Linked DNA regions of Homo sapiens: all the other regions are linked to region 3. Evidence: chromatin loops called from intact Hi-C (ENCODE). Cell type or tissue: endothelial cell of umbilical vein. All regions are shown on one strand.

Evidence for each region. Hi-C counts contacts between places; a loop is a spot of excess contacts. Peaks named below come from ENCODE experiments on the same cell type or tissue, not always from the same donor. Only the 100,000 strongest peaks of a DNase experiment are listed, where the experiment ranks them.
Region 1: a loop joins it to region 3, with 17 times the contacts of the local background. A loop is called at or near these places in 7 of 110 quality-filtered maps.
Region 2: it touches region 3 in a loop (3-fold over the local background); 4 of 110 quality-filtered maps call a loop at or near these places.

What each region holds. Positions count from the first base shown.
Region 1 is chr4:95,692,431-95,697,430 of GRCh38, forward strand. No RefSeq gene overlaps it. Among named protein-coding and RNA genes, the nearest start is that of PDHA2, 150 kb to the right of the region's middle. In endothelial cell of umbilical vein, no CTCF peak of the experiment used is centred here; a DNase peak (open chromatin) is centred at 2,221; H3K27ac peaks cover 1,508 bases.
Region 2 is chr4:95,542,482-95,547,481 of GRCh38, forward strand. The region is part of intron 1 of UNC5C (unc-5 netrin receptor C); the gene reads right to left. Among named protein-coding and RNA genes, the nearest start is that of UNC5C, 4.0 kb to the right of the region's middle. In endothelial cell of umbilical vein, no CTCF peak of the experiment used is centred here; no DNase peak of the experiment used is centred here; H3K27me3 peaks cover 1,055 bases.
Region 3 is chr4:96,349,837-96,354,836 of GRCh38, forward strand. All of the region lies in intron 1 of LINC02267 (long intergenic non-protein coding RNA 2267), which reads left to right. Among named protein-coding and RNA genes, the nearest start is that of LINC02267, 42 kb to the left of the region's middle. In endothelial cell of umbilical vein, a CTCF peak has its summit at 2,614 (motif pointing left); DNase peaks (open chromatin) are centred at 2,435 and 4,435; H3K27ac peaks cover 1,008 bases.

The DNA of each region.
Region 1 (5,000 bases), 660 kb before region 3:
GCATTACAACTCTAAAATTGCTCATGTTAATTTCTCTTCCTATTTTTAATTGTATTTTCTCTTCCTATTTTTCATTGTATTCTGGATTTTTAAATATTATTTCTATTCTCAGAATATTTAATAAAATCTAGCATGCATGAGGTTTGTGGGCATAATGTTATGAGATTCTCAAACAAAACTCTGTGTGTGTGTGTGTGTGTGTGTGTGTGTGTGTGTGTGTGTGTATGTGTGTTTTTTGGATATTTGAAAAAACTCTGTCTATTCTGGACATCTCCCAAATTAGTATTGTTTGCTTAAGTCTGAGATTTATGTTACTGTCATGTAAAGTTGGTGATGTAATTTAAAAATTATATATAATTTCAAAAGTAGTAGTCTTCAAGATAATATAGTCTATCTTCTTCTGTCAAATCTTTTTTCAAAATCTTATCTCCTTATTCCTATTTCCTCTACCCTTTTTCTATTCCTTGCAATTACTTTAACAATCTAATTCTGATGAACCAGTTTTTCATGTATCATCTAAATGGTGTGTGGGACTTTGTTGGCTCCCCCTGATGCATGCCCCTTGATAGTCATGCCCATCTGAGTTCCCTCCATATCAACTCTAGGCTTGCTCATGTGGCTAGTTTTGGCCAATGCAACATTAAAATCAGGCACTAAACTGTCTTCTTGAAACATCTTCCTTGGATCCCAGACATACTATAATATGAGGTAGGCCAAATAGCTATATGGAATAATCTACATGGAGAACTGAAGTCCCTGCCTAACAGCCCCAGCATTCATCCACATGAGTGAGGCCATTTGGACCTTTAATTATACCTGGGGGCCTATATGATATCTCATGAAAAAAGGGAGCTTCATGATCAACCCAATCAAACCACAGAATCATGGAATAATAATCAATTTCTAATATTTTACCCACTAAACTTCGAAGTAGTTTGTTACAAATAGATAATCAAAACATGGTTTTTCCCCCCACAGCTAGATTTTAGTCCCTCAGAGCATCTCCCTCATGGCTACCCAGTCCACAGCTATATTTCAAATCCAATGTGTGCATTAGAAAAAACAAAAATGAAACAGAAATGGTTTATCTCCTAAAAGAGCTTATAATCTAGTAGGCAAGCTATTACATATGTAACTAAATTTTAGGTTGAAAGTGATAAGTTTCTTGAGAGTTTCAGAGGTAACATTCTATGATGGTTGAGTAGAAGGATGGGTGAAACATCTTATAGGTTGCCGTGCATGGAGGCCATGAAAATATACCACTCAGATTCCCTGCTCATGGGAAAGTAGTTAACTGCAAGTTCCAACAGGTGGCTCTCTGGGTCTACTGCTGTCTTTGAGCTTAGGCCACCCTTTCTATAGGATCAAATGAGCTAATCACTGAGCATGTGTCTTAGTCCATGCGAGTTGCTATAACAAAATACCAGGGACTTGGTGTTTACTAACAACAGACATTTATGTCTCATAGTTCTAGAGGCTGGTAGTTTCACAATGAAGGTGCCAGCATATTTGGTGTCTGGTGAGGGCCCACTTTCTGGTTCATAGACTATGCATGTTAGCTTTGCCTTCACATGTCAAGGGGATGAGGAATTTTTCTCCAGCCTCTTTTATAAGTTCATTAATCCCAATCATGAGGGTGGACTACCTAATCACCTCGCAATGTTCCTACCCCCACCTTGAAGATTAGGATTTTAACATATGAATTTGGTGGAGAGGACACAAATATTCAGTCATAGGAGTGGTGATTCTAATTCTGGCTCATTCCTTTGAGATGTGGAGCTTCTCTAATAGGAGACTCGGAATTGAAGATTTCACACTGGTCTGGCTGAAACTTTCACAAAAATCTGCTGAAGGATAATACACTTCCTCCATGATTGTCCTTCCTTTTACTTTTTCCTCACGTTTCAGACTTGTAGGTCCTTGCCTTCTTCTCCCTCCTCTTTAGATTTTACAGGCCTTTTCTGAAAAAAATAATCTCTTACATATCTAATCCGATATTGACATTTGTTTCTTGGGAGAGCAGAACACACCAGGTGTATTGAGTCTTGAAGGACAAGATTTGAACACCGGAAGAGAAATGGAATTCAAGGAGACAGAAGCCATTTGAAAAGGGAATTGAAAGAGGAAAAGCTTGATGACTAATATGTGAAATAATATTTCACAGGAGCATAATGAATAGGAGGAAGGATCAAATGAATCAGAAGAAAAAGTAACATGTGATCTTAAAGTCAAGACAAAAGAGTTTGGACATTGGAATAGATAAACAGGGAAGCGTGGAAGAATTTTGCATGAAGGAATAACATAATCTGAGTTGTGCTTTAGGAAAAGTCATCTGCTACTAGGGTCTCCTAACTCTTCTAGCCAAGTAGGAAGTCAAGTAAAAGACTGATCTTATAAACCAATGGGGAAATTGACACAAGCTTGGCATGAGGAATAATGATGACAATGATAACTCCCTTACATGTATACAATGCTGTGGGCTTTACAAAAAGCTTTTCACACAAATTTAATTGTATTGTCATAAATTTAGGGAGTTAATTATTTTTATCTCTACTTTATAGATGAAGAAACAGAAGTTCAGAGACCCAGATAATGTCATTTAACTTCAGTGCAGTTTGTAGCTAACAAAGCTAGGATGTGATATCATATCTTCTGATTCCAAATCCAGGGCTCTTTATAATTACATCAAATTTTAAATCCGAAAGACACTGAGGTGAAGCATCAGTCAACTAATGGAGAAATTAGAACTTGTGAGAGTAGTTAGTGTTGGAGAAGTATCTTTTGGACCAATATCTAAAGAGAAGTTGGAGGAAGCCCTGAGTTGATGTATTAATGAAGAGAGTTTAGGGAGAGAAGAGCATTCTGAAAAGTATAATGACTACTTTAGCTCAATGCTTAAGCAACAAGAGAAGGATCTGCAACTAGAGAAAAGAACAACAAATGTTCATTCAACAAATATTTATTGAACACCTACTACTTACCAGCCTAGGGATAAAGAGTTCAAAAAATAACAGACAAGGCCAGGCATAGTGGCTCATGCCTGCAATCCCAGACCAAGACAGGATAATTGCTTGAGCCCAGGAATTCAAGACCAACTTGGGCAACACAGTGAGACCCCCATCTCTACAAACATAAAAAAACATTAGCCAGCCATGGTGGTGTACACCTGTGGTCCTAACTGCTCAGGAGGCTGAGGCAGGAGAACTGCTTGAGCCCAGGAGGTTGAGGCTGCAGTGAACTATGATCATGCCAATCCACTCTAGCCTGGGCAACAGTGCGAGGCTTCGTCTCTAAAAAATTTTTCAAAAATGACAAAAATGTCTTCCAATGAAAATCTTATATTCTGGAGATGTCAAACAGGCTTAAAGATTTTTAACATTCACACATGAGCAAATGAAAGAGCTGGTTTGAATGTGCTTCTGACCTGACATTTACATTTGGTCTCAGGAAGTGAGATATGTCTTCACATCACTATAAAATGAAGTTGCATCTCTTATTTTTGCTGTTAGGCCAAATTCAATTTCCAGACATAAAAACCACTGTTGTGTTCTTGATTGGAAAATGTGAAAGCAATTTACCTTTGGTGAGTTAATGTACAGCCCCTGGTCTCTATATTCTTATAAATGTTTATAACTTTTTAGAGTTTACAAAGCACCATATCTATCTCTTAGGATATGTAAATTTTGTCTAGGTGTATTTTTGAAAAGTTGAAGACCTAGTTATCCTAAGGCAGATTTTTTTTATTAATATTACTAGAGGAGAATGGAGGTGGCTGCTGCATTTCAGAGGGCTGTTTCTTGTACCTGTGTTTCTATGTTTTTACTGCTTTCCATCTTACCAGACATTGTTAGACACAGCCAATGATCAACAACAGCATTTAAATCATCTTCATAATTGACTTCATTTATAAGAAATGATTTACGTAGATTTAGAAGATTATCCAAACTACTATCTTAAGTTTTTTTTTAAAGCAAATACAGTTTTTGTTGCATTCTCTAAGTTCCCATGAATAAACTTAAGAAAGTATATCCTTTAAAATTACTGGATTTAAAAATATTGACGTTTATGCTTTCAGATATAAAAAGATGCACACTTCTGTAATACAGAAACATACAATCACACATGTACACACATGTGCCATGCATACAGTCTTATTCCACAATAAAGCTGAGTTTGCACTCAGCATTTACTATAAGTTAAAATAAATCTCTCTCACACACACATACAACCTATGTACCAATCTGAAATTATGGCCTCAAATAGTAAAATGCCATAAAAACCTTAATTGCAGGGGCATTAATGGGAACCTCTATAATACTGGGAAACTGCCCACTGAATAATGCCTCTCCAGAGAGACTTGCTGACTACACACACACCTGGCTCCGTAAATGAAAGCAGAGCCCGTGCCTCATTTCATCCCTTCAGCCTTGAAACTGCTTAGAGTCCTCACTCTGCTCATTTTGATATATCTCTCATGAGTGACAAGTATATCCACGAGATAATAAAATGTGTTAAGATAGTCAGCTTGGCAGTGTTTTTGCTGATGTATTAATTCATTTCTTTTCACGTGCTATATCACCACAATGTCTCACCAGATTTTATGAGAGGGTTCACTGAAGTGAAAATCAAGCCAATGAATCGTTTAATATGAACTAATGAAAACCAGATATAAAAGGCTTTAGTAACTGTTTTGGAGCTTTAATTGTCAAATGGGTGTAAATTCTGAGCACTTCTAAGTAAGAGAAAGGACTGTAATTATGAAATTGGGATTACTCTGTGATAATTGGTTTGATTAAATAGTCATGTAAACAATGATGTCCTGAATGAAAACACTGAACTAGGAAGGAGGAAATGGTTTCTCCAAGGTAGGAGATGCACTTTAGACAAAAGGGTACCATTATGTATATTTTCTTTGCCATGGTTTGAGAGAAATCATTGGTAGCATGTTATAACCATTTATACAAAGCTCACTTTGTTCAAAGACATTCATAAAGACATTT
Region 2 (5,000 bases), 810 kb before region 3:
CTTAATTAATGTCATGGCAACTTTAACACTATGTACTCCATGTAGAAGGGGAGGTATGTTTTAAATACTTATAAAATCTGGAAACATTCTTCTGTGTATTTCAAAATCTCATTATATATGAGCAACATTTTGGGGAGCAGCAATGCTCAAAACAAAAAACCACAGTACAACTTCAACACAAAACTATTTTTTTAATTCTGAAATTTCAGCTCAATATTTTCAAACATATTGTTCATAAAGAGTCCAAATATCTGCAACATGATATATGTTTTGGGTTTTCATGAAAAGGCAGAAATTCTTCTGGTGGCTCCATACAGGTAGACAGGATAAAAAAAAAAGTTTTCTATTTCTGATCTTGTTAGCTCATAAAAGTGTTCCTATAAAATGTTTTTATTAAAATCTCTGTAAGTTTGAAAATAACAAATATTTAAAATAAGAGAAACTATAAATTATCCCATTACTAAGTTTCTTTTTTTAAAACTAGAAAAAAGGGAAACACTAGTGTTTGAATATCGCTCAAGGCAAACTTACTCTACTTCAAAGTAGCATTAAAAAACAGCACCAAGTTTCTGTGAGTAAAACATCCTTGAGCTAAGAGATACTGGAATAATACCAAAGGTCTCATATTCATGTAGCCCTCCTCCACAAATACATAAGCAATAACAAATCCAAGTAAGAAATGAAACCAAAGAAGCATCCATACATAGGTTTAAGAAATCAGGTTAAAAAAGAAAGAGTGCAGAACCAGAACCAATAATAGAAGCAGAATGACAATTTTGTAGGAGAAAAATCTAAACCGTAAGTAATATAAAATGCCCTACAAATCTCTTATTTTATCTCAAAAGTCTGACAGAAAACATTTGCTCCAAACATGCAAAGAATGGCAATAACCATTAAACAATAAGAGTTAGATGCAAATATTTCACCAAAATATATGTCATCTAGATTATCTGTGCTGTTTTAAATTAGGATAACGAAACTTCCTATTGCAAATATAGTTTGAATAAATGAAAGTTCTGGTGAATTTTCTTTGCCTTCGTGTTGACCTATTTTTATGTTTATTTTGTTTGAACAGAAAACCAATTATGTTCTTTAGAGTATATACTTGTGTCCATTTTCTTTTAAAGAAAAACTGTCCACATTCACATAAAGGTCTGATTTTCCCCAAACCCTTATCAGAAATCCTGGGGTGTACCTTTTTTCTGTAATAGTGTTCATGGATTTATGAAAAGTTATCTTTCAGTATCCCTTGAGAAAATAGAAAGTCAAGGACGAGCTTCTTGCAAGGACTTAACTGGGAGTGACTTAACGTGTCATTTTTAGAACTAATATTAGGTTAATTTTCCCAGAGAGAACAGAAGGGAAGAAAAGAGACTGTGGAAGGGAATGAGATTCCCACAGGCTGTTCAGAGAACTGTACTCTGTCCAGGAGTTTACAATGATCTACTCCGCAGCATCTCTTCAGATAGCTCCATTTCTTGCTTTTGGGGAAGCAGTGTCAGCAGCTATCATCACTCTGAGTTCAAAATTATTGACCTTTAGTTTCTTTTACATCTAGATTTCTTTGCCAACGGTTTGTAGAATTGAAAGTCAAGGAATAATACTTATTTTCTATGAGCTAAAAGCTGCTCTAATTGTAACCTGTAGTATATATTATCCTCATTTTTACATATGAGGAAACTAAGGCACGGAAACGTTAAATGTCTTGCTCATAGTCACACAGCTGGAGGTGCTGGAAGCAGTATTAGGAAACATTGGTAATCACTATGTTAACTGACAGAATGGGCATACACCATTAACAGCTCTTAGCCTGTGCCTCCCCAGAGCCAGATGAAACTTGCATTAAATCTAAGTAAAATGCTGTTGCAACGCAAACTTAGCTTCAAGAACATACAACTTCCAGCCAAATCACTGCTCCCACGTTCTTCTGTGTAGAAATTTTAGAACCCCCCACCCACCACTCACATTAGAATCCTAGCTTCACCTATGTTTACTATCTTCGGATGTCTGAATCCAGAAAGTACTATACCTGTGTCCGCTTTTATACTTAAGAAAGTGAATTATAATTCCATGGTTCTACTTCTGTCTTCCTGTAGGGCTTAAACTGCCTGGTTACATTCCGTTTCTAACAAATAGCATTCAGCCTAGGATGCAATATGAGTGCACAATAATTGCTTAAGAACTTTACTTCTAATACCATACTCTATCCATAGAAGCCATTGTTTCTAATTTGTGAGGAAATGTGAACAGGTTTGTTTTTAACTGCCACAAATATAAAAGTCAAACTAAAAAAATATGTAGGCTAAAACTTCAAGGCAATAGCACTGGCTCAATCTCAACCCCCACAATTTTCCCCATTATCTTCCTAAAGTGGTTGCAGCCTGTAATTTTAATGTTTCTTCTGAGAGTGACTCCCTCTGCTGCTTCTGCAAAGCCATGACCTAAATCAGAAAAGTGTTAAACGCAGTTAAGGCCTAATAGAGCACACTTGCTGTTGGCACTAATTGGAGAACCTAGCATACATTAGAGAACAGTTATGTTTAAGTCTCAACAATAATTCTAAATAAGCTAACAGGGTTTACTTAGCAGAGCTCATGCCTTGTTCATGTCCTTAGGGGGGGTTGCTTAAAATAGACCCATACAAGTTCTGACTAGGACAACCAGCTCCAAACTACAATAGGAGGTGTTCGAGGACCCTGTCTTATTTAACTCTTTACCCTCAGTATCCAGAATACAGGAGTCCAGGGAGTCAATAAATGTCAGTTATAATCTAATGATTCCTAATTCTTTGCAAGTGTTTGAAAAGTTTATTCTTTGAAGATTTTAAGCATTCTCTAAGCTAGAATACACAAAATTATTTTTCTAAACAGAAGTAAACTAGCCTACTTTTCCTTATTGCATATTCCTAATGTGAATTCATAAACTTTCTGTACTCCTACAATGAAAAAGTATACGATAGAATTGTAATGAACTTTAGTTGTCTTCACTGTTGACTGTCTATTTGTACCACACCAATATGCAAACATGCATAAAGGAATTTTTACTCTTTTGTAGGAAGACATATGTTATTTAAAAAAAAAAACTATGAATTAAGATAATAGGGAATTATCCCAATCTAATTAGAGACTTCAGTAATTTTTTGTCCTGAGTTTGGTGGTGTTAACACTCATAACACTAGTTGGAGCTAGATAAGCAGCATATCAATGCTGTGTAGCCCAGATAAAATGCATTTATAAACCAGGAGGGTCCTAATTCAGAAGCACACTGATCTCACACACACGCGCGCGCGCGCACACACACACACACACACACACTGCCTTTTACTAGTAAAATCTTTCATTCTTGGAAGTCACAAACACTACAAATTCCCTGGAGCTAGGAGTTCCCAGCAATCCTGAATGAAACAATTAGGGCATAGCCAGAAAGGAGAAAGTTGTTGCCTACAGCCTAGAGAATTTCCCAAGGACCTATTGAAAATGACTGCTGCCTAAACCACAGTTACAAAACTCAGTACACTCACAAATAATGCCTATTCTATGTTTTATCTTAAATATCTGTTGTTTCCTTGATTATCTCTGAAGATATATATACATACTTCTAATTTTTGCAGTACTTCAGCAACAGAATAAAAACCTCATCCACATTGTAAAGTGCTTAAAGTAACTTTCCCATGTTAATTGCTCTTGGACTTTCATTCATAAGAAATAGTTCATTTGGATCTTTAAGTCATCACCACAAGGAAATCATACCTTGAGGGTATGGGCTAGTGTTCTAGTCCAAGGAAAGGAGAAAGAAGAAGAATAAGAAGGAAAAGGAGGTCTGACTATCAGACCATTTATAAAATGTGTGATTCTGCAAGGAAAGTGTTAACGGTGGCTCAAGATAAACAGGCTGGGTTACTGTACTGCAGTGATGAAGGTAGTAGCTGATAGTGGAGTTTGGTGCTTTATCCTTCCTTTGATAACTAACAGACAACACAGGAAGAGCTGCTATCCCTGGAACATGGAGGATAACAAAGATAAAAGCGGTGGAATAGTGCATTTTACAGACCATGAGATTCAAACAAAAATTTTACTAATCAAAAACTGAAGGAACTAAATAAACGAAATGGACAAGAACTGCAGTGAAATGCATACACCCAACGGAGTACATTTTCTTTTTCCACTTAAGATGAGAATCAGTCCCCAATCTTTAACTTGCCTACGCTACAAAAAGTGCAAGAGAAAAAGTCTATCCTAAGCATCTTTTCTTTTTAATCTCTTCTCCCTTCTTCTTTCAATATTAATCCATTTACAATCTGCTGTTTGATTATCTTTATTGATCCTTTTTCTACCCAGTCTTTTTAATTTGGTTATTGTAAGCTCTTAGCAGGAATCCTATCTCTTGTTTGGCATCTTTGGGGACTTTAACTTGTCTTTTTCCCAAACAGTTCTCTCACCGTGCCCCGTCCCCCTCTCCCGCCACCCACCCCCATGGCTCAGTCCTTTGTATGCCCAGTAACAGCAGGCGAATTCCACAGGGAGTCGCGCGGTTGATTCCACGACTATTCATAAGGTTGTTCACTTAAGCTTCCAAACACCCCCCTCTAAGCACCCTTGGCTAGCGCCCTGAGAACTTCTTATCAATTTTAGGAAATCCACAAGCTATGATTCTCGGTGGAGATTCCTTTTTAAATAGACAGACAGATGAACTCTGGAGGTGTGCATAAGAAAACCAGAGCAGAACCTCAGGGATGGGAGGCATCTGGCGAGAAAGGAAGGAAGGATTTATGAGCAGGGCCACTTAGCAGGGCAGCAGGAAAATTTACTTCCGAAGAAGCTATCGCTAATTCACAAAGCCTTGCTAATCACTTACCTCTCCACCCAGACCGCACTCCTATGCTAGGCGCTCTCCTCCGCTTCCAACACCCCCATCCCCACCCCCAGCGCCTCTCTAAGATCAGAGGGAATGCTGTCCGGAAACCCTAGGGTGTCTGAACATCACCTGGGGAGTTGGGGCTA
Region 3 (5,000 bases):
AACGAATTAAAGCATATAATGATTAGAATGATGGCTGTGGCTGGGCCAGGTGGCTCATGCCTATAATCCTAGCACTTAGGGTTGCCAAGGTGGGGAGGATCATTTGAGGTCAGGAGTTCGCAACCAGCCTGGCCAACATGGTGAAACCCTGTTTCTCCTAAAAATACAAAAAAATTAGTGGGCATGGTGGCATGTGCCTGTAATCCCACCTACTTGGGAGGATGAGGCAGGAGAATTGCTTGAACTCAGGAGGTGGAGGTTGCAGTGAGCCAAGATCGTGCCACTGCACTCCAGCCTTGGTGACAGAGTGAGACTCCATCTCAAAAAAAAAAAAAAAAAAAAAAAAAAAGAATGGTGGCTGTCACATAGTAAGCTTTCAAAAACAAGTTAGTTATTTATTGTAAAAGGTTAGCCATTCTTGTGGTGGCTCATCACAAAAGAGAGCATTGATTATGATTCATTCTTGGGTGACAAGTCGCAATATTATAAAGCTGCCTATTTTCACTAAACTGATCTCTTAATTCAACACAATTACAATCAATATCTTAACAGACTATTTTTATATGTCATAAAATTTAGATGTATTTCTGGTTATGTATACATGTCTGTATCCAGCTATTTTTATTATTATAGTAATCCTATCCAGTTAGAAGGGAAGAAAGCATTAAATATCAATAGAGAAAATACGGATTTTTTTTTTTTCTCAGCAAATGCTATTGAGTAACTGGCTAGACATTTGGAAAATAAATCTTTTATCTGGATTATAACAACACCTCCTAACTGATTTTCCAACTTCCACCTTACTGATTTTTGGATTATTCTTAACAAATAGGCAGATAATCACTTCTCTGCTCAAAACTCTTATTGTTGCCCCACCTCACCTGGAATATATGGCCTGCAGAACTCTGTAATTTGGTCCCTCTTTCTTCTGTGCATTACCCTTTCCATCTTGCTGAGCAGCTCCTGCTCCCTAGTCCCCTGGTTGTACTTCAAACACAACAGGCTTGATTTCAGGCCCTTGTGCTCCTTGTTCTCTCTACATGAAATATCATCTTCTTTCAAAACCGAATTCAGCTTATTCCCTCACCTTCAGGGTTTTTACAATCTCACTGAGTGTGCTAATGGAAAAACTCTTATAAGTAATTACTGCTCTCTCAGCAACACATAATGATATAAATAAATAAACAAATAAAAAATTTAAAAACCTGATTGTAGCTTAGTCTTTGGGAGAGCTTTAAGGGAGAGTTTAGACTATTTTAGGGTAATTGATATGGCAGCCTGATTAACTTTGGATACTATTTTCTTGAATTTTCCCAAATGTGTCTTTTCAAGCATTATTAGCCACGTGTTTGATGTTAGCATATAAAACTGACATGTCTGATTTTCCAATGATCTTGATATATCAAAAAAACTAATCCACTAAAACAAAAACCTGACAAAATTATGGTGATGATTACATCGTGAAATGGATGATATTGTTTTTTTCCCTGAAAAGATGTTATATAGTTTGAACACCCACCTATCTATGCACACACATATATATAAAGCTTCTATATGTAATTACACACATATGTAATTTTAAGACGTATGCATATTAATTTCAAAGCAAACAACTCGAACATGTGAGAGCATAATAAACACAAGTACTATTTTAATAGCAAGTATTTATAAGTTTATATAGCAATATAACTATCTGATAGTTTCATTATGATTTATATTTTTTCATATATTTCAAGATTAGAATTTTCATTAATTTTGGTTGTGAGTGTTTGACATTTTCCCATTTAGCAATGATTATTTTTAGGGTCTCCTATCCAATGCTTATCATATAGGCAAAATACAGAGAAGAATACACAGGATTACATGGCTACATGCATAGGAAATGCTAAAATTGTGAAATGCATATGTTGCTTGTCTCAGCTATTTTCTGGTCAGTACAATCTCATAAAAGACTATGTGTAGTTCACTACTGCATTTAAAATTTCTTAAAATTCTTTCAGTGTCCTTACAGGAAATTTTAATGGAAACAGTAGTTTGCAATAAAATTCTAGCAATTTTTAAAATGGCAGTTTTTTTTTTAATAGAATGTATTAAAAACAGAAGACATCCTTTGAACAGACTCCCTGTTCTTTTAGCACCATCTTCACTATAAGTTTCTGTGAAATCATACAGCTTCTTGCCATCCTCACAGGGGCCTGACTGGACAATTGATGCTTTCAGACACCTGCTGCTCACACATCACAGTGTGGATAAAACCTAGTTGATTGTAAACCCAGAAGTTGCAGCCAGAATGCTTTCACAAAGGTTTTGTTTTTGCTGAGTCAGTTGAGATGTTTGCAATTGTCTGATGTTTCAACTTCACAGCAACTTGATAACTCTTCTTATCAACAGCACAAACTCATAAGGCAGACAAGAATTTCCTGTTATACGTGTCATAAACAGTAAAGTTCTGTGTGGATGTGAGCACGAGCACAGTTAAATCATATCATTTAACATAGAATCCAAAAATGTTGGATTGCATAATTAATCAATTCCTTTTTTTTTTTTTTTTGAGCACCTACTAACTGCCATGAGGGTGTATGGCAATTAACAAAACTGAGAACGCCCTGCCCTCTGGTGGGAAGTCAGATAATAAACAAGTAAAGGGATGAATGCAAATTATGTTAAGCACTTAGACTTCTTTTTGATGGGGTTTCCAATATGGAATCTTCTAAGATCACATTCTAGAAAAATAAGTCTCTCTCTTTTATTCTTTTTTAAAAGGGACTCGAATATCACATGGTACATTGATGTTACCATTTCCTAAATAAAGCTATTTAGGAATGGAAAACACACAGTTAAGCTACATTTTAAAATTATTTTTACTTGACATGTAATAATTGCACATATTTATTGGGTATAGAATATTTTGATACATGTATAAAATGTGTAATGATCAAATCAGGGTAATTAGGATATACATGGCTTCAAGCATTTATCATTTCTTAGTGGTGGGAACATTCAAAATCCTAAAGAGACTTAAATGTTCTTTAAATATTTAATCAAGAATACCTCACTGACCACTTAGTGTTCCATACACCTATCCATACAAAAAGGATATAGTTAATAAATAGATTGAAGATCAGATATGTATACCTAGAGACATTATTCCTCTTCAGATACCAAGACGTTTCTGAAGCTGTCCCTTTCATATAAGGCCAGACTAAATATATACTTGAATGAAGAAATAAACCAATGAATTAATTTTAGAAAACATGTAATGGATATGTTAATTCTCATCTTTGAAAGAGTAAATCAACCAGTTCAAGTTAGACCTATTGTCTAAATTTTAAATGGCAAAGAGAATTTTTATCCCTACAATAAATACTTGAATAAGCCACATGTTTTCCTGAAACAGTTGGATATGTATAGTATTTACCATCTCAATGGCAAATGTAAAAGGAATAGTATTTGAACGCTTTGAGATCAAAATATTTATGATTTATATTTAGGTTAAATAAAGCTAGAGTTATTTTTACTTGAGGGACGCACTTATATAGAGTGCATTAAGTTATTTCTGACCAATTTTCCTCAAGTGTAAATACCAATGAATGCATAGACTTCTTTTTAACATATTGAAAATTAGCCTCAGAATAGCATTGTTTAGCTTTGAATTTGCAAAAAAGTTACATGCATTTGATTCAAATTATATAAAAATCCATATCTGATATATAAATATTACATGTAACCACAAATGGCATTCTCCCAGTATCTTGTATATACTTAAATTCCCAATAAATAATTTATAAGGCTTAAATTTTTATTTTGAAAAATCATCAAGAGTGCTAGAAAGCATGAAATATTATGAATTAAGCTTACTATTCATGACAGAAAAATTGAAAGGGCTATGCTATTCATATAAAAATTAGTGATTTTACTTTCAAGGAAAATAATAAGTTTCACAGGTATTTTTTTATGGTGTTTCAGATGCATTTTATCAATTGGAGTCTATTTCCATGTTTTGGAAAGAAGATGCATCATTACTTGATCAATAAGCAGTAAGTCTACTAGATGTAATTATTTAGTTATTTCTGTCTTCTTGGAGTACTCAACTGCTTAATCAACCTAATAGGTGAAATACACGTGAAACTGTAGGAGAACAATTCTCAACCTTTTTCTCCTCATCCAGGGAGCATGGATTCCCTCATTTTTTATCCACTGCTTATGCTTTTCATGGCTTGGAGCTGGGAGTATGGGCTGTTCTCAGAGACTCCAACACATAGAAATTCACTGGAGCTATGGAGTAGAGATAGTAACTTTGGAATGAAGAAAGAAAGGAGGTTCCCTCAGACACTCGTTCAAAGATAACCACCTGAGATGTTTTGCAGTTCCCAGGCTAACATGCAAGTAACACCATTTACTTTCACTTTCCGATGCCAGGGATTTGTTCAGCTGCTATCATGTGCAGCTGTAACTGTGATTTCTTTTCTCTGGCCTACTTGGGAAGAGAATGAAATCTTTAACTTTGAACAAAATCTCCTCCCAAAGCACACAGGTCTTTTTGAAGTTTTCACATGCAATGTACTCTCACTTTCAGGGTCTAATCTTACACATATGCCATTTGAAAATTAACTATGTTCTTTAGAAATGTTCACCATCATTAAATCAAGCTTTTCTTATAGGAGGAGATAGCTCTGTAGACAAGGGCAAAGCAGGGTATGGAAAGAACAAGGGGTGCTGAAATGGAAAGGCAGTGAGTTGTGGACTTAATTTCTTTCCCAGAGCTTCCTCTGAGGAGTTAGATTTAGAGATGTGAGAAACTCACTAATTGTAAACTATTTGCCAAATCCCCTTAATGTCTGGTAGAGTTAATAATTTCTTTACATTTAGAGATTTAGATTGATTGAAGTTTTTTGCTATAATAGAGCAATAATCAGTATTTGCAATAAAGCTCTGCAAATTTGAGATCTGTCCTTAGGACAGATTCCCAGTTGTAGAATAACTAGTTCAAAGGGCTTGAT